3 separate regions of the Homo sapiens genome follow, and all the other regions are linked to region 2. A link is an interaction called in ENCODE POLR2A ChIA-PET data of the cell type or tissue named here. Cell type or tissue: MCF 10A. All regions are shown on one strand. Links, peaks and the distances in the headings refer to the core of each region. The heading gives the core; the rest is flanking DNA. Region 1 overlaps LOC105374879 (a long non-coding RNA gene). Region 2 overlaps LINC01622 (long intergenic non-protein coding RNA 1622). Region 3 has its middle 44 kb from the start of FOXQ1.

Region 1 (7,211 bases), core at 1,071-6,070, 200 kb before region 2:
GCCAGCTCTTCTTGTAGTTTTATTCTAATCCCTCGTCTCAGGCAACATTTGTTTTGGCTGCAGTTCGATACTTCCTCCTTCAGAGCTATGCTTGGTTTTACCTCTAATTCTGTGGCCCTCAGGGGCTGGTTGTACTGATAAACTTTTACAAGTAAAAGGAGCTGTGGAGATGACCTCCAGCTGGGGCTGAAGGCCTATACAGCAGCACCTTCTTGCTGAAGCTAAGTGATCCTCTTGGGGAGGAGGGTTGGGGGTCCAGGGCCCCTGAAGTCAGGATTCCCCAGTGAGTTGGTCAATGTGGACTTAGATCTTGTTGAAATATCCAGAAGTATTTCTAAGTAGAATATTTTTGATCACAGAAACAAGGTAAATATTTTTGTCTTCCTTCAGTGGAGGACTTTGGAGCTCTCAGGTGGCTGCTCTCCATCCCAGGCCTGGCTGTAGGAGGCTACCTGGGTGGGGTGCAGGCCCATGCCTGGGGTCCTGGCTCCAGAGGCACCACATGCCACTCAGTGAGGATAAGAATCCATTCTGCAGCTTCTTTCAGCCCCACATCAATAAATGGAGACAGTGGGAAGGGAGCTGTGCTACTTTGAAGGATTTGGGGGCAGACTAAGAAGAAAACACATGTGAAAGTGCTTTGTAAGGATGAGTGCATGGCGGGGCGACGAGGGGCGTTGGAGGCACATGCAGCTGGGTAGGAGTTGCACTTTGGTCATTGGCCAGTTATGTGGCTTTGGGAACTGTTCAGACTTCTGGATCTTGGCTTCCTTTTTTGTTAAGTAGGTGATGATAGGGATCTCATTGGGCTGCTGTGAGGATGAGGTGTGTTTACAGTGCTTGGCAAAGAGTGGGGCTCCATGCACATAACTCCATTTCCTCTACATCTACATTGCTCTGCAAACGAAGGGTGCTATGACAATAAACCCACCCCAAGGCCAAAGGAGGGGCGTGCTGGGGGTGGAGAGGGATGGCTGGGAACTAACTAGCCGGCATCAGCAAAGGAGGGATTGTTTTGGTCTTTGTAGGAAATTAGGAGGATTGCCTTTCTCATCTATTACTTCCAATGAGTTCTGATGTTCTGGGGAATCTTCTCTGAATGAATCCTGGTATTGCTTCATTTATACTATAACTCTGTAGTATAACTATATCCTGTGTAATCCAAGCCAAAGATAGAGGGTTTGGGGACGACAGATATTTCAACAATAGTCACTGAGGCAAGGAATTGTGGATTCTAGGATGAGGCAGCAGGTGAAGGGCTTTGGTGCCCACACAGAGGAGAAGAGGGCAACTGGAGCGAGGAAATGTCTTGCTGTCCTGCCGTTTAGCTCTGGAAGTGTCTCTTGGGACAATCTTGGAGAAACGTCAACTGAAGTGCTAGTTTAGTAGCAGGGTAGCTGAGTCCTAGCAGTGTTTCGCATTTCTCCAGTGAAAGCCCTAGAGGACTTGGATGTCCCCATCTCTAAAGACACCGGTGGCGGCAGAGGCCCAGCTTCTAAACACTCAGGGTCACACAGGCATTGGTGCTTGGTAAACGTTTTCTTATATAATTTCAAAGCCATCTGTGACATGGCTGTATCATCCCCATTCTACTAGTGAGAAAACCAATGCCAGGGGATGGAAAAACAACTTCCTTATGGTCACACTGCCAGTCAGTGCCTGGTGGGACCCAAGCTGGGCCCCAATCCCCCATGTCCCCCTTGGCACCTGTCCTGCTTTAGGGAAGATGGTCTGTGGTCAAAGCTTAATCTTTGCTTTGATAAAGGATTAATTCAAATTTTGGAATGAAAAGAAGAGATTTTGAAGCCCTAAAACTGTACTGTGTGACAAAACTCCTGTTCTTGGGATATGGTGGCAGAAGTAAGGGAAAGTGTCAGAAAAAGTCCCGCAAGGTGAGAAAAACTGAAAAAGAGACCCCTTTCCTATAGAGGCTCACGAAGGGGAAATTGCAACTGTGCGACCCTGTCTGCTAGCTTTCTCTGTCACTTCATCCCCCATTCCTGTTGCTGTGTGCACTTTTATCCAACCCTCTTAATGTCCATGGCTGCGCTACCAGCAAAATCTAACCCCATCTGCTTGGCTAAGCTTCTTGCGCTCACCTATACCTGAGGAGTACGACATCAGGCTTCAGGGCTTATTGAAGTCATTACTCACATCATTGCACTAATCACAAACAGAAGTGAAAGTTGTAAATTGTATATAATTACATTTCATAGAGAAAAAAGTAGATTTAAAAATGGCAATTAATATTCTTAATAGCCAAAAGTTATTGCTAATTAATAAGAAAAACATAAGCACTCCAATTGAAAAAAAATGAGCAAAGGTCATAAAGACATAAAACTCGCCTGTGGAAACATACGTAGAGGAAACACAGAATTAGTGAGTGTGTGTATGGAAATAAATGGAAGGATAATGCTTGCTACCCAGTGTGGGCTTTGGGGGTAGATCTACCTGGACTGAGTTCTGGATTCACTATTTACTAGCTCCATGACCTTCAGCAAAGTAACCTCTCTAAGCCTTTGTTTTTATCTGTAAAATAGGGATACTTATTTTCCCTGCCTTGAGGGGTTATTGTGAGGATAAAAGAAAATAATTCTGTAAAGGGCTTAGTAAAGTGCCTGGTGCAGAGAAATTTTTCAGTGCAGATTAGCAATTGTCACTGCTAGTAGTATATTTGCATTGATAACAATTAGTAATTTAACATCTCACTGAAATCAAAGAAATGCAATTAAAACAACAAATACATATTATTTGTTACTTATCAGATTGGAAAACAGGTGAAAAGATTGACAGTAACCACTGTTGGTTAGATGTGGAGAGATGGGTTCTCTTGTGCAATTCTGGGATGGTAGGACCTGATGCCCCATTTCTGCAGGGCAATTTGGCAATATACATTAACGTTGAACATTCTGATAGTTTTTGACCCAGTCATTCTTCTCTCAGAAACTTATTCCTGGGAGATAACTGAACAAATGCACAATAATGAATATATAAGAATGTTTATCCTGGCATTTTTTTTTATAGAAACAAAAATTCAGAAGCAACTTAAACATCCTTCAGTGAGATTGACTAATAAGTCCTGCTTCATTTTTATGACAGAATGCTACTACTAATAGCAGTGTTCTAGATTTTCATCCACCATCATGGATAAAGCTCTCCGTCATGTGGATGGGTAAGAAAACATGGAGTGGAAAATGACATCTATACTGTGCCCATGTATGTGTATCAATCTTTTAGTTTAGTAAAAGACACAAGTTTGGGAAAATGTGCTTTAAATTGCTTACATTGTCCTCTTCTTGGGATCTAATTTCGTTATTTGATTTTTATGAGTGTCTGTTATCTTTTTACTCAGAAAAAAAAGGAAAAGGAAAGTTTTTTTTTTTTTGTCCTTTAGCAGCAAAACCTTACACAAAGATCTACACGTTGATTTCGCTCCTATGAACTGACTTGGAGTTATGTTCCAAGAACGCATCACCACAGCTTGCTTCCTTTTCTTTCTTCCTTGTTTGTTACTCAGAAGTGTTTCTTCATTCTTTAGTCTATGATTCATGCAAGAAGACAGAACCAATGTTTTGCAAGACCTTCCCATGAAGTAGAAAGAACAGTAGTGTTCACTCCATAAGAGGCGTGCGCTACCACTTGCCTTGCCTCATGGGCAATGAGGAAGTTGCATGGGTTTCCTACGGCTCTGCAGGGGTGGAGTGAGCCAGAAAGAACTGGTCAGCCCTAGACATTCAGGTGCTATCAAATACCAGCCCTAGGGTCAAGAACACTTAAAAACAAAACAAACTTGAAACTTCCTTTGCTTGTGTTGCTTAGAATCACTGCGGTAGGAGGATTCCTGAGGCATTACCTGGATAGTCTCATCTGGCTGGACATGCAGGAGAACTGGGAGACTGCCGAGACTGCCACGTGGGGTGACTTGAGGGATCTTTGACACTCTCTGTCTTAATCTGTTTTGTGTTGCTATAACAGAATACACAGACTAAGTAATTTATAAAGAAAGGAAATTTACTTCTCACAGTTTTGGAGGCTGAGAAGTCCAAGACTGAGGGGCTGGCATCTGACGAGGGCCTTCTTGCTGCTTCATTCCACGGCAAAATGGCAAAGAGAAGGTGAGAGAGAGCAAGAGGGTGAACTCGCAGGGTCTGGCTTTTTTATAATGGCATGGATCCATTCATGAGGGTGGAGCTGTCGTGATGCAACTCCTCCCATTAGGCCCGACCTCCCACCACCATTGCATTGTGGGTTAAGTTTCCAACTCATGATTTCTGGGGGACACATTCAAACCATAGCACCCTGTGCAACCTACCCTGAACAACGCTATTATCCATCTCTTCTTTTCCTGGTTTGAACTTCCCACTATAAATAAAAATTCCAAAATGCCTTACATAAGCCTTGTCCTATGATGTGCACCACATTTAGCAAACACTGTTCCGTTTGAGCCGCACAACAACCCTTCAAGGCAGGCGAAGTGAGACTGATTATCCTCATTTTACAGATGAGAAGAAAGGCTCAAAGGGACGGTGGGACTTGACTGAGGACCCAGCACCTCCTGGACCTGAATCAAGGCCCTCTGTCCCGCTGCTTTTGTTGTTGTTTACCCTGCAACTTCACAGCCCTTCAGAAGGCCCTGGACATCATGTGCAAGCTCCGTGGATGGCCTGAGATTCATCCTTCCAAGTTGTTTTCTGACTGAGAGGCAACATTTTAAATTGTGATCCCCCCTTACCCCACCACACACACTGAAACAAAAGTTTCAAGAAGTCATTACCACACAATGACTCAGATATGTTCTAGTCTAGTCTGTCTATTCCATTCCATTCCAGTCTCTTTCCAAACGAAAATAAAAGGAAGGAAATGCTGCATGCGACTTGGTAAGTTAATTTCAGGACACCTTGGGACTGCTTCCTGCTGCATGAGGCATCAGCACACAGCAGGGGATATTTTGCATTCCTGTGTGCACCGTGGGTTAGACAGGCTGCTTGGCCCTAAGTGGAGAATGGAACTCCAGTAGAAAGGCTGAGATGCACTGCAAGTAACCACTGCAGAAAGGAGAGGATGCCCACAGGCAGGCTGAAGTGGACCCGTGTGGAAGGAACACTTCAAGACCACTGGCCAAGAGACTTCCTTCATTTTTATCCCTTCCTGTTTTTCGCCTGTGCTGAGGATTCACCACCAGTGTGGGGAGCCTCTGACTGTAAAAGGAAAGCTGACTCTGGCTCCTTCGTGTTTTCTGTTAAGTTGGGGCCTAAGTTTTTCTGCCAGCCTTTGCGGAGGAAATGCAGCTTCCCTGGCACACTGCCCGGTCAAGGGACGTTGAATCCATTGCAATCAGCAGTTGAAGATCCACACTACAGGCCATGTTCTTAAAATAAGTGGCTCCAGGACTTCCAAGAGGCAGAAGGGGCTTCAGCTGGCCATGGGCAGGATCCAAGTGGAGCTTCATCCCTGCAGAGCAATGCCTGGCTCTCAGCGGAGGCAGTCTGGAGCAGGGCTTCTACCCTTTTCAGCTCATAGATTACTTTGGAATCTGATGAACACTGGGAGCCTTCTCCTTAGAAGAACATACATATGCACGAGAATGAGACAATTACATAACATTCCTTGGGTTTCACAGATGCTGAAGCCAATGACTTGCTTGAAGCCTGGAAGAGGGTGTTGACCTGGAGAATCCTAAAGGCCAAAATTTAGAGAAAATGGTGCCAGTAAATGAATTCACAAGGAGAAATGCTTCCTTGCCAACTCACTTCTCCAGATTATTGAGTGCATCTATCTGTTTGCTTTTGGCTTCACGCAATTGGCCCTCTTCAGTTCCGTACTCTTTCCTAAATACCTTGCAAGTTTTCCTCTTCTCTCATGCCATTTATAATATGCTGACGCCTGATTAGAGGAAGGAAGGACTCAGCTGCACTTGCACTGGGGGAAGGGCCACTTACAGGAAGCCTACCTGGGGCTGAGCTGGGTCTCACTGCCTCCTAGACCTAAGGGCCCCAGCTTTTCCCTCATCTCTTGTTGCAGCCACCACTTGTTCTAGATCTGCATCCATATCTGTAAAATGGGGGTGATAATACCTTCCCATAAAGTCACTGTGAGGATTAAATGTCCGGCACAATATTTGATGCATAGTGGTGCTGAATAATATTTATTGTCATTACTATCATTATTATTGGCTGCTACCTTCATTTTGAAATTCTATCCATGAGCTACATTAATTAACCTGCATTCAGTGTCAGGATGTATTTCTTAATTTAGATTTTTAAATTTTTAGAGCATGTGGCTAACCATGAATGTTGCATTTTCTCAGTACCTATTTATTCATATGAAACTATAGGTCTGGGCTCAGAGTTCATCAATATTTATAGAGAAGGCTCTACCTGTTGAGCACTGTGCTAGGCATCCCCAGAGATGCTGGCCTACTTCATGCCTTAGGCAGCCCCACACGTGAGCATTACTAACCCATTGCTGCTATGAGAGCATTCAGAAAGAAAGCAGTTTAAGTTGCTTGACTAAACTGGTAGAGTTGAAATTAAACTCTGTCTCTTCATGTTACTGGACTGCTTGGATATCTACTTTCAGAAAGACTACAGCTTGATATAAACATTGTAGTTTTGCTCATGGAAAACTTACAGTAAATCTGGGCTGTTTCAACACAACTGTCAAACTGTTCACCTACAGCTGTATTTTCTCTTGCAATGGGTGAATAAGGTACAATGATGGTTGTACAGACCATTACTATTATTACCTGTTAATTTACATTTAAACAGATTTATAATTTCTGGCCCTGATTTCCAGTCCAGTATACAGCAAAAATCCATATTTTAAACTAAAAATAATGTGCTTTTCATAAAATCATAAAGAAACCCACCTGGCTATTGTCTGGGGACTTGCGAGAAGGATCCTTTGTAGTTTTCTTCCATGTCTTCTAAGGAATAGTTTGGAACACATAGTAAATAGTCAATTAATACCAAAGGGCATTTGCAAAACTATCAACTCCCAGTTTATATAAAGGACCAGCCACCAGAATTATACATGAATTAAAAAGTTAGCACACCATAGTCAGAGAAGGACAACTTGGGAATAGTTGTGTAACAGCCGTGAGGGTAAGCGAAGGGTCTGTCTACCTGTGCCTTCCCAGAATACTGCCTCTCTTCTGGTCTGCTTTGGGAACAGTCAACAGGAAAGAAAAAGTAGACAGATAGAGTCAGTGC
Region 2 (7,211 bases), core at 668-5,667:
TACACACTTAAAGGACTACAGTATAGCATAAACATAACTCTTATATGCACTGGGAAACACCAAAATTTGTGTGACTTGCTTTATTGCAATATTTGCTTTATTGTGATGGTCTAGAACTGAACCCACAATATCCCCAAGGTGTTCTTGTAATAGAATTATAGGCCTTTGCGTTGAAAAAGACATTCTGTGGCCATGCTGTATTAGGCAATAAACTCAAAGGGCAGTAAACTCCAGACATAAATAAGGAAGTGTCACGCCACTTATGTCAGCAGTTGTGCATAAAAGGGAATCTTCTACTCAAATCCAGCTCTGACTGGATTTACTGGAGGCTCTGAGCATCTGGTAGGCATTTGATCTTGACCCATGGGAGGGTTCTGTGGACTTCAGAGTTTCTCTCCAAAGTCTTATGCCCATACACATGCCCTGTCTCCTGTAAGCATTTGGTTCATACTGCGTTTAGTATGTATGTGTAAATGTGTATTAAGTATGTTTATTCATACAAAATATAAACGACTTCACATATTAGGCTCTATGTGTATCTTTTTCAGAGAGGTCTCCTGGCTTTGCTGGCTCTTTATAACCAAATAACCACAGAGGCAGCAAACACCTTGACCTGGCAGATGGTCCTATGCCATTACTGCATATCTGAGCTCACAAAGGCCCTGGGATCAGCTCTGGAACCAGCCTCTACCTTTCCCCAGACCAGGGAAAAGGGGAAAGGTTAGAAACTTACACATTGTAAAGATATACCTGGCCGGGCACAGTGGCTCATACCTGTAATCCCAGCACTTTGGGAGGCCGAGGCGGGCGGATCACAAGGTCAGGAGTTTGAGACCAGTCTGGCCAACATGGTGAAACACCATCTCTACTAAAAATACGAAAAATTAGCCGGGCGTGATGGCAGGTTCCTGTAATCCCAGCTACTCTGGAGGTTGTGGCAGGAGAATTGGTTGAACCCGGGAGGCGGAGGTTGAGGTGAGCCACAACCATGCCACTGCACTCCAACCTGGGCAACAGAGCGAGACTCCATCTCAAAAAAAAAAGATACACTAAGGAGTGGAAATTAAAAATGTTTTGTACAGATTTGAGCACTTACAGTCCAAGACAACCAGTTGCCTAAAATCTGGGTGTTGCAGATAGAAATACTCTAAAGGGTTAGGATGGTTTCTATGGGTAACTCCTGAGCCTATGTTTCTAAGGAGATGATCTGTTGATTGTTAATGAGTCCTGTGAGTGCTTTAAAAAAGAAAAATGGCATCGTATTTGAGAGATCTAGACTAAAACTAATTGTCACACACTTCAGGAAATATGACAGAAGAAAAGGCTTTTAATTTTTTTTATTTTCTCATTATTGAAAAGGTCACTGATCAGTTGAGTACAGATGAAAGGTTCTTAGAGTAGATCAATGACCTGTTGTTAGTGAAATTCTTGGGGTCTGAATCTTAGCTATTTAGAGTTTTACATTATCATCTCTAAATGTTTTGTCTATTATAATAATGAATAACCAGCTGGGCGCGGTGGCTCACGCCTGTAATCCCAGCACTTTGGGAGGCCGAGGTGGGCGGATCACGAGGTCAGGAGATCGAGACCATCCTGGCTAAAACGGTGAAACCCCGTCTCTACTAAAAATACAAAAAATTAGCCGGGCGTGGTGGCGGGCGCCTGTAGTCCCAGCTACTCGGGAGTCTGAGGCAGGAGAACGGCGTGAACCTGGGAGGCAGTGCTTGCAGTGAGCTGAGATCGAGCCACTGGACTCCAGCCTGGGTGACAGAGGGAGACTCCATCTCAAAAAAATAAAAATAAAAAAAATAATAATAATGAATAACTAACAGACTAGAGTTTGTAGAACTTTTGATATACATTATTTCATATGATAGAGTTTAAAGTCAAAAGTAACCAGAGAAGTCTTTTAACTTGTACCTAAAACAATTTTGATAACCTATTGTGTTTATGGCAATTTCCTTTATTAATGTCTTCACTCTTTCTTGGGAATCACTACTGCAAAATAGTTAAAAGAATATCTCTAGTTTCACTAAGTAAAAAACCAACAAACCAATTGAAAAATTGTCAAAGGGTAGAATAGCTTATTTATAAAATATAATAAACAAGCCCTAAATGTATGAGAAGGTGTTCAACCTCATCCATAATAAGATAAATGTGAATTCAATGAGAATATCTTTTATCACCTATAAAATGGGCAAAAATTCAAAGTGTGACAGCACATTCTGCAGATGAGGCCATAAGAATAAATAGATGTTTACACAATCTGCAGGAAAATGTGCTAATTGAAGGGAAATCCAGGAATGTTACGAAATCATAAAAGCTGAAAAATCAAGAATCTTTCAACCTGGAAGTACCACCTCTGGAAATTTACCCAACAGATACACTTACACATAGGAAAAGATGAACATCAAGATCATTCATGACTGTACTGTGTGAATAGACAAGAACTGAAAGTGTCCATCAATCCTGAACTGGTTAAATCATGACACAGTCATGTGACAGAATATGCAGCATAAAAGAATGAGAAGGATTTGTATCCTGCTATGGAAAGAGCTATGAGATATATAAATAACAGAGAAAAAAAGGTGTGTAGAGCATACTACATTTTGTGGAAGGAAGGTAGAAGAAACAAAAAGCATATATTTGCATGTGCTTGCATTTTCATTAAAATCTCCAAAGGTATATTCCAGAAACTACTAAAAGTTGTCAACTGCGTATTAGAGTTGGGGTCAGGAGTGGGCAAAGAGAAAACAGGCAGGACCAGAGTAGAAGCAAGACTCCTTACAGCATGCCTTCTAGAATTTTTTTTTAAACCAGGTGATGTGTTACCTATGTTGAAAAGAAACTAAAGTCATTCAAAAATAAAAATGTGGGCTCCAGAATGAGCTTTCCTGGGTTCAGATCGAGTCCCTGTCACTTAGCGGATGTGTGGCCTCTTAGGCATCTTATGCCTCTTGTCATTTATTTCCTAATCTTTGAAATGGGAATAATAATAGTGCCTAAATTACGAATTTGGAATTCAAAGAGGATAGCACTTGAAAAGTATTTACAAGGGTGCCTGGCACCTATTAAGCATGTAATATAGGTTTGCCATCATTATTTCTAAGCCAGTGATTCACTGGGAGAGGCGACACATTGGATTTGAGGAGAAGTGCATTCTAAGAAGATTAGCATTTAGAACACCAGTTATTAGGTTAGAAAAAAATTAGAAATGAGTTTTATTAAGCAGAATAAATCTTGATCTTGAGAATTAAACTTGAACTATGATTTTAAGAGGAGGTATGTAAATATATTTTTCATTCAGAATAAAACTACAGTGCTTAAGACAAAGTGAGCAGTTACTGGATGAAGCTTTGCTAGCTAAAAGGCCTGAGGCTTGCTTAAACAACAGTAATAATACTATCTTTTGTTTTCACATTACTCCGTATCATCTTTTATTGTATATCATCTTACATGTATACACTGTCTCATTTACTTTCCTTAAGATATTCCACCCAGCTGTGTGAGTTGGCATTTTAAGTGCTTATTGGCAAATATGACAGTAAAATGAGAACAAGTCAGGGAAAGAAGTTTCCAATCTCTGTTTGTACAACCTTAAGCCAATCTCTACCACCTCAACGGGCGGCGTCCCTGCAGATGGTACAGAAGTAGAGATGGCAATAAATCTAAAAGCTGAGTAAGCACTATATAAGGAACATTCATTTAGCAATTCAGGATCTGCTTATTTTAATTTGATCTTGTACTGTGCCAAACACTGATGAAACCACGATGAGTAGAATATGGTCTGTACCTTCAGTAGCTCAGAGAGGGACTGGTGTGTCCACAGGTTACCATGGTGAGAAGCTCAGAACTGCAGTGCAGATATGTGGGAGGTACAGGGGTGGAGGAGGGAGGGTAAGGGTTTCACAGGTCAGCAAGACACTTGTTTGGTTCAGGTGAAAGATTTCCACCTTGGCAGGAAAGGAGCAAAGACTTTGGAATGTAGCTTTGAATCACTTTTGGGGCTTTATTAATTTTTGTGAGACTCAACTTCTTCATCTGTTAGATGGGCTGATAATTCAACTTTCAGAGAAGTTATGCAAATTAGAAATAATGTATAGGTAAAGCAGCTAGAACCGAGCCTGGTATACAGCAGATACTCAATGGACGGTAGCAGTAATGATGACTAGCCACTGGAATATAGGGTCCTTAGGGATGGGGATTTTTTTTTTTTTTTTTGAGACGGAGTCTCCCTCTGTCTCCCAGGCTGGAGTGCAGTGGCACAATCTCAGCTCACGGCAACCTCCGCCTCCTGGGTTCAAGAGATTCTCCTGTCTCAGCCTCCTGAGTAACTGGGATTACAGGTGCCCACCACCACACACGGCTAATTTTTGGTATTTTTAGTAGAAACGGGGTTTTGCCATGTTAGCCAGGTTGGTCGTGAGCTCCCTATCTCAGGTGGTCCGCCTGCCTCGGCTTCCCAAAGTGCTGGGATTACAGGCATGAGCCACCGCGCTTGGCCGAGGATGGGAATTTATTTGCTGGTTTTATTCACTTTTATATGCCTCAATGTTTCTAGAACAATGGCATTTAGTAAACATATGTTAAAATAAAAGGATGATGGAAGGAGACAATAGCAGAGAAAACAGCACATGTAAAGGAAATGCCCGCTTAGTCTGGAGGTAGCAGGGAAGTCACATGGTTGGGCACACACCTGTGCGTGTGTGCGCATGGGCTGGCACTCGTCGGGAGAGAGGCAAGGGCGGGGCAGCGAGGAGGTGTCTCTAAAGAAATTTGAACAGCAGGTCCTGCCATCAAGTCGATCTGATATTTTAAGAGACATCATCCATAACATCACTTTTTATAATCCCCAAATACTTGCTTCTGGAAGGAGAGAAGATCTGACAGGAGGTATTGGGATTTGGTTCTGTGATCTAAAAGAGCCATAAATCTTAGGTTCTTTTTAACTAGTGCAGCCCAGGATATAAACACTGTAACTGTATTTGGATTTAAGTTCCGCCTCTTCCTGTGAAGCGAGGAGCTGCTTTGCAGGGGAGTATGAAATGCACACAGGCAATCTGCATGTTTGGCGTTTTCAAGGTTCAGAGTTACCTGATAAACCAAAATACTTCAGGCCTCAGCTTCCTCAAGCTGCTAAACTCTGCCTGCCACAGCAAGTGTGGACAAGGTGATTTGAAGCCCCCTTTAACCAGGTCCCAAATGACCTAGGACATTTGGATGTGGAGGGTTGATCCTGAGTCTAGCTTTGACTAAACTTAGAAGAGAGAGACTGAAGGTAAGAAAAGTTAAGTTGTTCCTGCTTTTACAAACGCTTCTCAGGAAAGCCCTCTGGTTCCAGAAATGCTGTGGATAAGTAATCTGAAACCTCTCCAAATCCAGATATCTCTAAGCGCTAGGAAAATGTTAGCAAACATCCTTTTAAAACAATAACAGTTAATATATAGTGAGCACTTGTTAGATACTATACTAACTACTTTATGTGCTTTATTTTGCTTAATTCTCCATGGGCCAACAAGCAGAACTATTCAAAAAATGATCCTGAGATCTCAGTCTACATGATCTAGGAAATGAGCTGGCTGGAACTGGAGTTTCCCCGCCTCCTCGAAGGAGGATGTGCACCTAAACTCAGTTTCCCACAGGACCAGCCGCAAACATTCCCCAAGAGGAGAGCTGCCCCTCTCCCCAGGACCCATGTTCCCTGGGTGCCAGGCAGCTGGCCTTCCTCAGATGCCTTCTCAGCTCTGCTGGCATCTAGACCCCGACGGCCTGGCAATCGAGTGGTCCCCCTGTCTCCTTACTGGAAAGTGGTGTTCGTGTTCATCCTTCGAGGAGATAGGACACTCAGGTCAGGACTGCAGCCCACTGCATGGCAAAGAGCTTTGTCTTTGCATTGGTTCAGTTTTCCATAGGATTATGAGAAGATGGAGACCCCTATGCCTTTGGGGCCTGACTCCTAGTTTCTAAATTTCCCCAGTAAATGCCATTCCTTAGTTTGCACTATGTGGTGTTGTAGAATCTATCCCAGTGCCCATTGAGCCCCATCCTTGCAGCAAATGTATAAGTTAGGAATTACTATGTTTAGTTAGAGATGAGGAAGTTGAAGACACAGACAAGTTAGCTAGTAAGTGGTAGGATTTGAAACCCAGTCATCTGATTCCTGAGCCTGTGATCTCAGAGAGGCTGGTAAACTCAATGGATCTGGCAATTTATAAAGGTCTGAATGAGTGCTCAACTCTTCAAGGAAGCACCCATGTGGAAGTTCACATCTAAGCACAGGTTCCAATCTCAGCTGCAGCACGTAGCCTAGATTTAGTCTTCAGTGGTGCCTTTTACTTTCTCCTAAGTCTCAGGCTCATGGCACCTTGGGGCCAGCTCCATGGAGAAAATAAGCTGAGAAAAGGAAGGAAGCAACATGGCTGGGTCTACAGAGAAGACGCAAGCTTCACTCTCACTCACTGCATGTCCAGGACAAAGCATGGGAGACGGAAGCAAACATCTTTTTAAATGTGGAGCTGAGCTTGCAAAAAAGTATGGGCTGCTTCCGGGATCAGAATAGAAAAAGGAGCCCATAGGCTGAGGCAGGCTGGGGGTGGGTGGGTGGCATCCCAGGGACGTAGAGCTTGGGCTTGCAGCCGCTCAGCGTAAGCGAGGTGGGCGCTGAGAACCGTGCTTGAATCCTGCCTCTCACCAGGGCCATTAGGGATTGCTGTCTCAGTGAGCGAGCAGCATAAAGGAAACGCCTCCCATCAAACAGCTATGGTAACACTGGGCCTTTCTGCCTTTTCTGGACTGGGAGTGGACAAAAGTCTCCCCCGGGAATTCTCGTCAATGGCCCTGCAGCACGTGGAGGTGAACTATGCAGATTCAGAAGAGCTGGGAAGCTATATTCATAACAAGCTTAACATTATGGTAAAACATCATTATTAAGAATTTTTAAGGCACTAAACAATAAGAAAATAGGCAATTCTATTTTCTTTCAACCCTAGTAACATCATCTCAATGTATTTAAAGCAAAACTTGACAGGCTTACAAGGAGAAAATGGAAAAACTACTAACTTAGTTATCCCTAAATTATAATAAACTCTGTGAGGGAAGGCACCTCAAAGCTTTGCTCACTGTTTACTCCAAGGGGCTAGAACAGCAGGTGCTTGATTAATATTTGTTAAAGGAATTGGCAAATAATGCCAGAAAAAAAAAAAAGTCAAGGA
Region 3 (7,211 bases), core at 992-5,991, 180 kb before region 2:
GTGAGGTTATTGAAAAGAATAAATACATGCTGCCTATAACCTACCTGAAAAACTCTAAGTGCGATGTAAAATGGTCATTGTTCTTAGTAAAGGAATTACAATGGCAATTGCCTAATTCCAAGCACGGCTGGATCCTAGCCCTTCCAGTTAGCCAATAACAGGGGCAGTGAGTTTGGACGAACAACTTTGTGCCCAGGTGCAAGTTTTCTGAATGTGTCAGACAGAGCACATAGAAAAATGAGGCCAAGTTGACTGTCGTTAAAGTTTGTCTTAAATATTTGATAATGCCCAGCCTGAGGGAATGTTTTCCTTCCCATTATTTATATATTACTTGCTTAAGATGTATTCCTATTCATTTCATAATTTCAGAGGCATCTCACTGTTGGGAAATTCTCAAATTCCAAAGCCTGTGAGCAGAGAAGGCAGCAGTTGATGGTACCCACAAGAGATCTTCAGGGGCCCCATTTGCTTCTTGAAATGCCAGGTTTAATCTTATGCCTAGAGGTTGGGTCTGTGGCCAGGGGAAGGGTCAGCTCTGGGCATGCATGCTGAGGAGGGCCGGCCCCACAGGAGTGAAATGAACAATGCCATCCTTCCCCAAGGAATTCTGCCCTAGGACCCAAAGGCAACAGATGCAGTGGCGTGCTGGTAAATGGTCACCAAATGTCTCCCAGCACGTGGTTCCCGTGTGAATGTTGGTTGATATTTTGTTTATTAATGTTTGTTAATGGTCATTGTTTTCATCATTAATTTTATATAAATTTTTTAGTTAATTGGTACTCTTGGTTTTTCTTAAAATTCTGTAGGCAGAATTTTCACAGATCATTGTATTTGAAGAGACCTCCACGAAGAATCAGCAGTTTTTACTGCAAGGTAGATTATTTAATAATTTCAGAGAAGGGTCTCATTATAAGGGACACAAGGCTGCCTTCCTCTCACTGGGCATCTCCCTAAATGCCTGGTGGCCCTCAGGAAGTCAGTGCATGTTCAAGTGTTCTTCAGTTAGCAAGTGAGATGAAGGTGAAACAATGAAGACACGATATGAACAGCCTCTTTGCAGAATTCAACAGTGGCTTTCAAATTCTGGAGGAATATCTCCTTAGCTATTTTGTGCTATTCACAATGTGATGTCCCCAGACAAGATACATTTTAAAATTCAGTCTCCAATCTATTATTTTAATAGCTTAATCTATTAACACTTTATCACTATCTTATGTCTAGACAATTGACAAAACAACAAACCAGGCCCTGATTTGTAGCATGTGACATTTTTCATGGTGTAAATGTTCCCATGCATGCACGGGTGATCTCAAGTGACTGTCCACAACCAGTGCACAGATTCTTGAAAATGTAACAGTTGGCTCTCCTGAGCCCACAGGAGCTGGTTGCAGACTACCACCCATGCAGGTAGAAATTAAAACTTTTTGAGAGCTAGTGACAGACAGGATCTTAGTTTCCATGATTTGAAAGAATCATGGACATTTGGAACAGCAGAGGAATACTGTGGGGAGCTGAGGGGAGGAAAATAACTGCATACACGATGGTGTTTAGCAGGAAAACCACCCCACTCTGTAAGGGATAATCAAATACATAACAATAGAAAAGAGAAAAGTGCAGAACTGCATAGACCTCAGAAGTAGCAAGATGCAGAGGGAGTCAGCCTGTTTAGGCTCTTTTTTAAAAATAAAATACTTGCTAAAGCTCTTCTCGGGCCATAGGTCCCAAGGTTTCCAGTATTTTTGACAGATGCTAATCCTTCTAATGCCCTGGGAGGCGCTGGCATCATTTATATGTTGAAGATGAGAAAATTGAGAAGGGTCTTGTGATTTGTGCTGAGGTTAAGGAGTCAAAGTCAGAGATGAGAAAAGATTTTATTATTTTAGGCTATTTGAGTCACTCTTTGTTAATGGAAACAAAACAAAACCCCACTTAGTAATCAAAGCACCACAGGCTTAGCGAAAAACGTTTAATTTGTGGGAACTCCCATTGGATATGTTGGTGAGCTAGGTAGGAACGCATTAAACCTGGTCAGGAATGAGGGGAGGAGAGCCTGGACCATGCTGGCTTGAGCTCCCTACCCTCAGTGGGGCAAGGGGAATACCTCCCAGGGTTTCCTGTTTCTTCCCCGTCATGTTGAAGTTCATCTGCCAATTTTTGAAGCCCTTCATAATCCAGGCCCATCACACTTCTTGGTGGGCACCAATGCTCAAAAAGCCCTGATGACTCTCCCACAGATAGGCTGGGCTCATCCCCTCTTGGCGCATACTACCAGCTAGTAAGGAAGAGAGCTCTGTCCACAGCGCATGCTAAGGGTGCCTGTGCAGTGTCCCATTTCATTCTCATACAAACAAATTGAGGTTGTTACTATCATTGTCCCACTTTATAGAGGAAATGGAGGCAGGGAGCCTCCACCCAGCTTACCTAAGCTCATGTAGTTAGTAAAACCTTTTACTAATAAGTAAACAAGCTTTTTACTAGCAAGCCTTTTAACACAGGACTAAATGTTCAAAATTAGGCTCACAATGCTGCATTCCATGTCCTGCAGTTCATGGAGTTCCTTTCCCCATTACTTTCCCTCTCAATCCAAGCCTGTCCCTCTTTTGGGCTCCCAAATGCTCAAGATCCTCATCAGTGTTCCATACAGCTACCTTCAGGAAAAGAGCTCCCATCCCATCTCTTCTGGGTTACTTGAGAAATTTGTCTATAGTGTGCAACTGTCATCCAAATGTGTCCTCTCTTGCCTGATATAGTATCCTATGCAGTGCTTCTCCAACAAAGCTATAAGCTCTTTAGGGAAAACAAGCATGTCTTCATTTCCCATAGCAGGGCTGTAGATAGACACTCAACACATACTCGGTGATGGATCGATTCAGGTCCAAGTCCAGCACCGTTTATTTACTTAGCATCTATAGCACCAGGCGTCAGACTGCGGATACAGAGATGAAAGACATTCCCTCTATCAAAGAACTTCAAATTCCAGTGGAGCAAGCCGATTAGCCAACAGTTACAATGCAATGTGATTAGCATGACCAAGGAAGGCCCAGATGAGGAGAGTCCTCTGGGAAGGGCTCGGTGAGAAGCTCACTTTTAAACCAGCCCAGCCTTTTGTTCTTTTTTTTCCAGAGACATGGTCTTGCTCTGTTGTCCAGGCTGAAGTGCAGTGGCATTATCATAGCTCACTGCAGCCTTGAACTCCTGGGCTCAAGTGATCCTCTTGCCTCAGCTTCCCAAGTAGCTGGGACAATAGGTGTGCACCACCACACCCAGCTAATTTTTAATTTTTTTTTTTTTTTTTTTGTAGAGACAGGGTTTCACTATGTTGCCCAGGCTAGTCTCGAACTTCTGGGCTCAAGCGATCCTCCCACCTTGGCCTCCCAAAGCTCTGGGGTTATAGGCATGAGCCACCGTGCCCGGCCCAGCTAAGCCTTGAAGGATGAGAGGAAACCAGAGTTCATCAGGAGGAGGCTGGGGAAAGCTAGGGCCCGGCACACAGTGCACGTTCTGAAGCTCAATGCATCTCCTGGGGTATTTCACCACATCTTCCTCGATGTGGCTTTCAACTACATTTAAGACCGAATTCTGCTTTCTTTCTATTATATTCATGAAAGTGTGGGGCCTGTTACTCAAGGGCCAGCAGTGATGTGAGGAATGCCAGGGCCGAGCTCACAGAGGAAGCGAGGCGGCAGAGCTCCATGCTCCACCTCCAGGGTCTCAGTGCCTTTTTTCCTGTGCAAAGTCGATATCCACTGAGAGACTTCAGCGTTTGCCCCTAAGGCTCAGATAGGCCACAGTGATTTTTTTTTCCCTATGAAATTTAAAAACAATCAATGTCCAGGGTGGACTTGGGGAAATCCTGTTTCATATTTTATCCTGAATGACTTCAAAACAAACCTGCTTTTATCTCTAAAACATTCCTTTCAGTTAAACACCTTGTGGGGCGCTTTATTGCTCAGTCTATTCACAATGGCAGTTTTTATAGAGACCCTTATTTTCAAAGAAATGCACACTGCCTGTTTACCTAATGGGCCAGACAATGACTAAGGGGCAAATTACATAAAGATCATTACGCGGACTTAGCATGTGCTCTCGTCCTGTGACTCACAGGGCAACTTGTTTGTGTTGCATTTATGGGCAGAGGTGCTTTAAAAAACATTTGATAGAGCAAGAATTGTGAAAGAATGCCAGTCATCGAAAACTTCTGCCCAAAGAGGGATGCTTTGACGGCTAGAGACAATGCTGTTGAAATCAAAAGTGTGCTGGGGTGCCACAGAGCTTTCCACAGCCCGACTGCCTCAACATGGTCCTTGATCCTCTGGGAGAGCAAATTCCAGGCTTAAACAGAAACCACCACTTTAGAAGTAGCCCAACTTCTCTCAAAGCACCAGCATTTATAATGCTTATCCTTGGCTGGGAGACCAGGATGGGGAAGAAACACCTTTTGTGATGCTGAGGAAGTAGTGAATAAAAGTGTTCCTGACTTCCATGGGGGATTTTTTAAAAATAGCTGGTGCTATTTTTTTTTTTCCTTTGAGACAGGGTCTTCTTGCTTTGTTGCCCAGGTTGGAGTGCAGTGGCTCACTGTAGCCTCAACTTCCTGGGCTTAGATGATCCTCCTATCTCAGCCTCCCGAGTAGCTTGTACTACAGGCAGATGCCACCATGCCCAGCTGATTTTCTGTAGAGACAGGGCCTCGCCATGTTGCCCAGGCTGGTCTCTAACCTCTGGGCTTAAGCAATCCTTCTGCCTTGACCTCCCAAAGTGCGGGGATTACAAGTGTGAGCCATTGTGCTGGCCCTACTGATGCTATTCTTTTTAATTATGGTAATATATATATAATATAAAATTAACCATTTAATCATTTTAGGCACACAGTCCAGTGGTGTTAAGCACATTCACACTGTGGGAAACCGTCACCACCATCCGTCTCTGGGCTTTTTAGTCTTGTGAATGGAAACTCTACCCATTGAACAATAACTCCTCCTCTCGTGACCCTGGCAGCCTCCACTGTACTTTCTGTCTCTATGGATTTGCCTACTTTAGTGCTTCCTATAAGAGGAATCACACAGCGCTCATCCTTTTGTGACTGGCTTATTTCACTGAGCACTATGTCTTCAAGGTTTATCCAGTGGTAACCCATGTCAGCGTTTCCTTCCTTTTAAAGGCTGAATCATATTCTGTTGTGTGGATGGACCACAGTTTGTTTGTATCTGTTAATGAACACTTGGGTTGCCCAGGGGGTAGATTTCTATTCCGTATCTTAACAGTTGAATGAGCGTGTAGGGCCATGAGTGTCAGGTGTGCTTGGCAATTTGCAACCCCGCCACCAGCTTTTTGCTGCCGAGCCTCCATGGTGTTTGAGTAGCACGTCCTTTAGGAATCACACCTGCAGCTTATGTCGAGTCCATCCCACTCCTGGATGGATCTCTCCTACCTGCAAGACGATTGGCATCACAGGTGTTTGCTGGTGGTGCTCGTTCCAGTGTAAGGTCAGTGGCCTACAAGGAAAGGAAGCTCTTTCCACCTTGGCCTCGAGTGTTGCTCTGTTCTTTCAGCTGTGCTCAACAGCTAGGAAGAGTCCAGGCTGGGACCACTGGGACCCGTACCCTTGCTCCTTCTTCCCCTTCATTCCATGGAGTGCTTTCCCTCTGCAAAGATCACATTTACAAGACTTCTGTGCAAATGAAATGACTTGATTTGGAATTTCTTTGTGATTAGGAAGATATTTCAATGTTGTTTTAACTCTTGACCTCAGGCTAACATGTAGGAGCCAGGATTCAGTTAATCCATTAATGCCTATAAGAGAAAGTTCTAATTTACTTTTGAAATACATTGCAAATGTGCCTTGTACTAACCTTCCTAATTATTATTTTTTCCTTATAGACTAAGAGTGAAATTAGCATTTGCATTTTCTAAATGAATTGGTGGACAGAGAAAGGAAGTCAGTGACATCCTTGGGTATGAGAAAAGTCAGCCCAGAGTTGGGGGGGCTTATAAAATTGGGAATGGCTGGAATGGAAAACCCGTTGGGTTCCACCTAGCGCCCTCCCCCTCCCCACAGACTTCCCCTACCCAGAGAGTGGCTGGAACACACCAGACCCTCCACAACAGCATTTTTAAGGCAGCTTTCAGGTATTCAGAGAAAGACAGACTCTGCGATGCAAGTTTTGGAAATTTGGTTCCACAAAGTTAGTTTTTCTTTTTTCTTTCCTGGAGCAGAACGCCTCATAATTGCTCATTCAGCAATTTTCACTGGGTGTGGACTGTGTGCAGGCTTTGTATAAGAAACACCAGTATGTTCCTGCCTTCCTGGAGACTGAAGTCTGGTGCAGCTCATAAGATGCTAATTTCAAAGGGGGTGATAAAGTAGGCAGGGTCCCCAAAATGCTTAACAATGAAAGGAGACTCTCTTGGGAAAACATTTCCTTTCACACGTGACTCGTGGGGTGCACTTTGTATTTGTGTTTTGTTTTAGAGACAGGATCTCTGTCACCCAGGCTAGAGTGCAGTATCACGATCATGGCTTACCTCAGCCTTGAACTCCTGGGCTCAAGTGATCCTCCCACCTCAGCCTCCAGAGTAGCTGGGACTACAGGTACATGCCACCACACCAAGCTAACTTTAAAAAATGTTTTTGGTAGAGATAAGGTCTCATTATGTTGCCTGGGCTGGTCTCAAACTCCTGGGCTCAAGCTATCCCATCACCTCAGCCTTCCAAAGTGCTGGGATTACAGGTGTGAGACACTGCGCCTGCCGGTGCCCTTCGGATGGCACTGTGGTGCAGTGAGGACGTTAAGTAGAAACTCGGTGCCATTATGGTAATAACTAGCACATGTCAAGCAGGCTGCATGTGCCATTTCTCACCATCATCCTGATGGTTGGAAATACTTTCATTTTACAGCTAAGGGGACTAGAATTCAGAGCACTTAGGTAACTAGTCCTAGGCCATCTGTTTTGTTTGGTAACAAGGAAAGCCATGATTGGCATCCAAGTCTATTTGGGTCCAACACCATTGTTCTTCCATTTTCTTTCCCTAATTCTCTCCCTGAAAAGTTTACGTCTTGGGTTAAAGAAACCTCAATTCTAGTCCTGACCTGTCTGCTAATTAGCCCAGCAATCTTGACCCCTTCAAATTCTCAGAGTTTGAATCCTTAACTCTAAACACAAAGAGTTAAAAGGTCTGTGCTTACAGTATGTTGTTAGGACAGATTAAG

What was found. ChIA-PET counts read pairs that join two places held together with the same protein. Peaks named below come from ENCODE experiments on the same cell type or tissue, not always from the same donor. Only the 100,000 strongest peaks of a DNase experiment are listed, where the experiment ranks them.
Region 1: POLR2A ChIA-PET joins it to region 2 with 11 read pairs; 2 of 35 experiments call an interaction of 5 or more read pairs at or near these places.
Region 3: POLR2A ChIA-PET joins it to region 2 with 12 read pairs; 2 of 35 experiments call an interaction of 5 or more read pairs at or near these places.

Annotation. Positions count from the first base shown.
Region 1 is chr6:1,283,842-1,291,052 of GRCh38, reverse strand. LOC105374879 (a long non-coding RNA gene) reads left to right here. Exons shown (of 2, transcript XR_001743918.2): 1 at 1-4,115; 2 at 4,502-6,117. Among named protein-coding and RNA genes, the nearest start is that of FOXQ1, 25 kb to the left of the region's middle. RefSeq lists an enhancer at 3,297-4,496. In MCF 10A, for the core only: no CTCF peak of the experiment used is centred there; a DNase peak (open chromatin) is centred at 3,642.
Region 2 is chr6:1,085,147-1,092,357 of GRCh38, reverse strand. The region is part of intron 1 of LINC01622 (long intergenic non-protein coding RNA 1622); the gene reads left to right. Among named protein-coding and RNA genes, the nearest start is that of LINC01622, 13 kb to the left of the region's middle. In MCF 10A, for the core only: no CTCF peak of the experiment used is centred there; no DNase peak of the experiment used is centred there.
Region 3 is chr6:1,264,269-1,271,479 of GRCh38, reverse strand. No RefSeq gene overlaps it. Among named protein-coding and RNA genes, the nearest start is that of FOXQ1, 44 kb to the left of the region's middle. In MCF 10A, for the core only: no CTCF peak of the experiment used is centred there; a DNase peak (open chromatin) is centred at 4,109.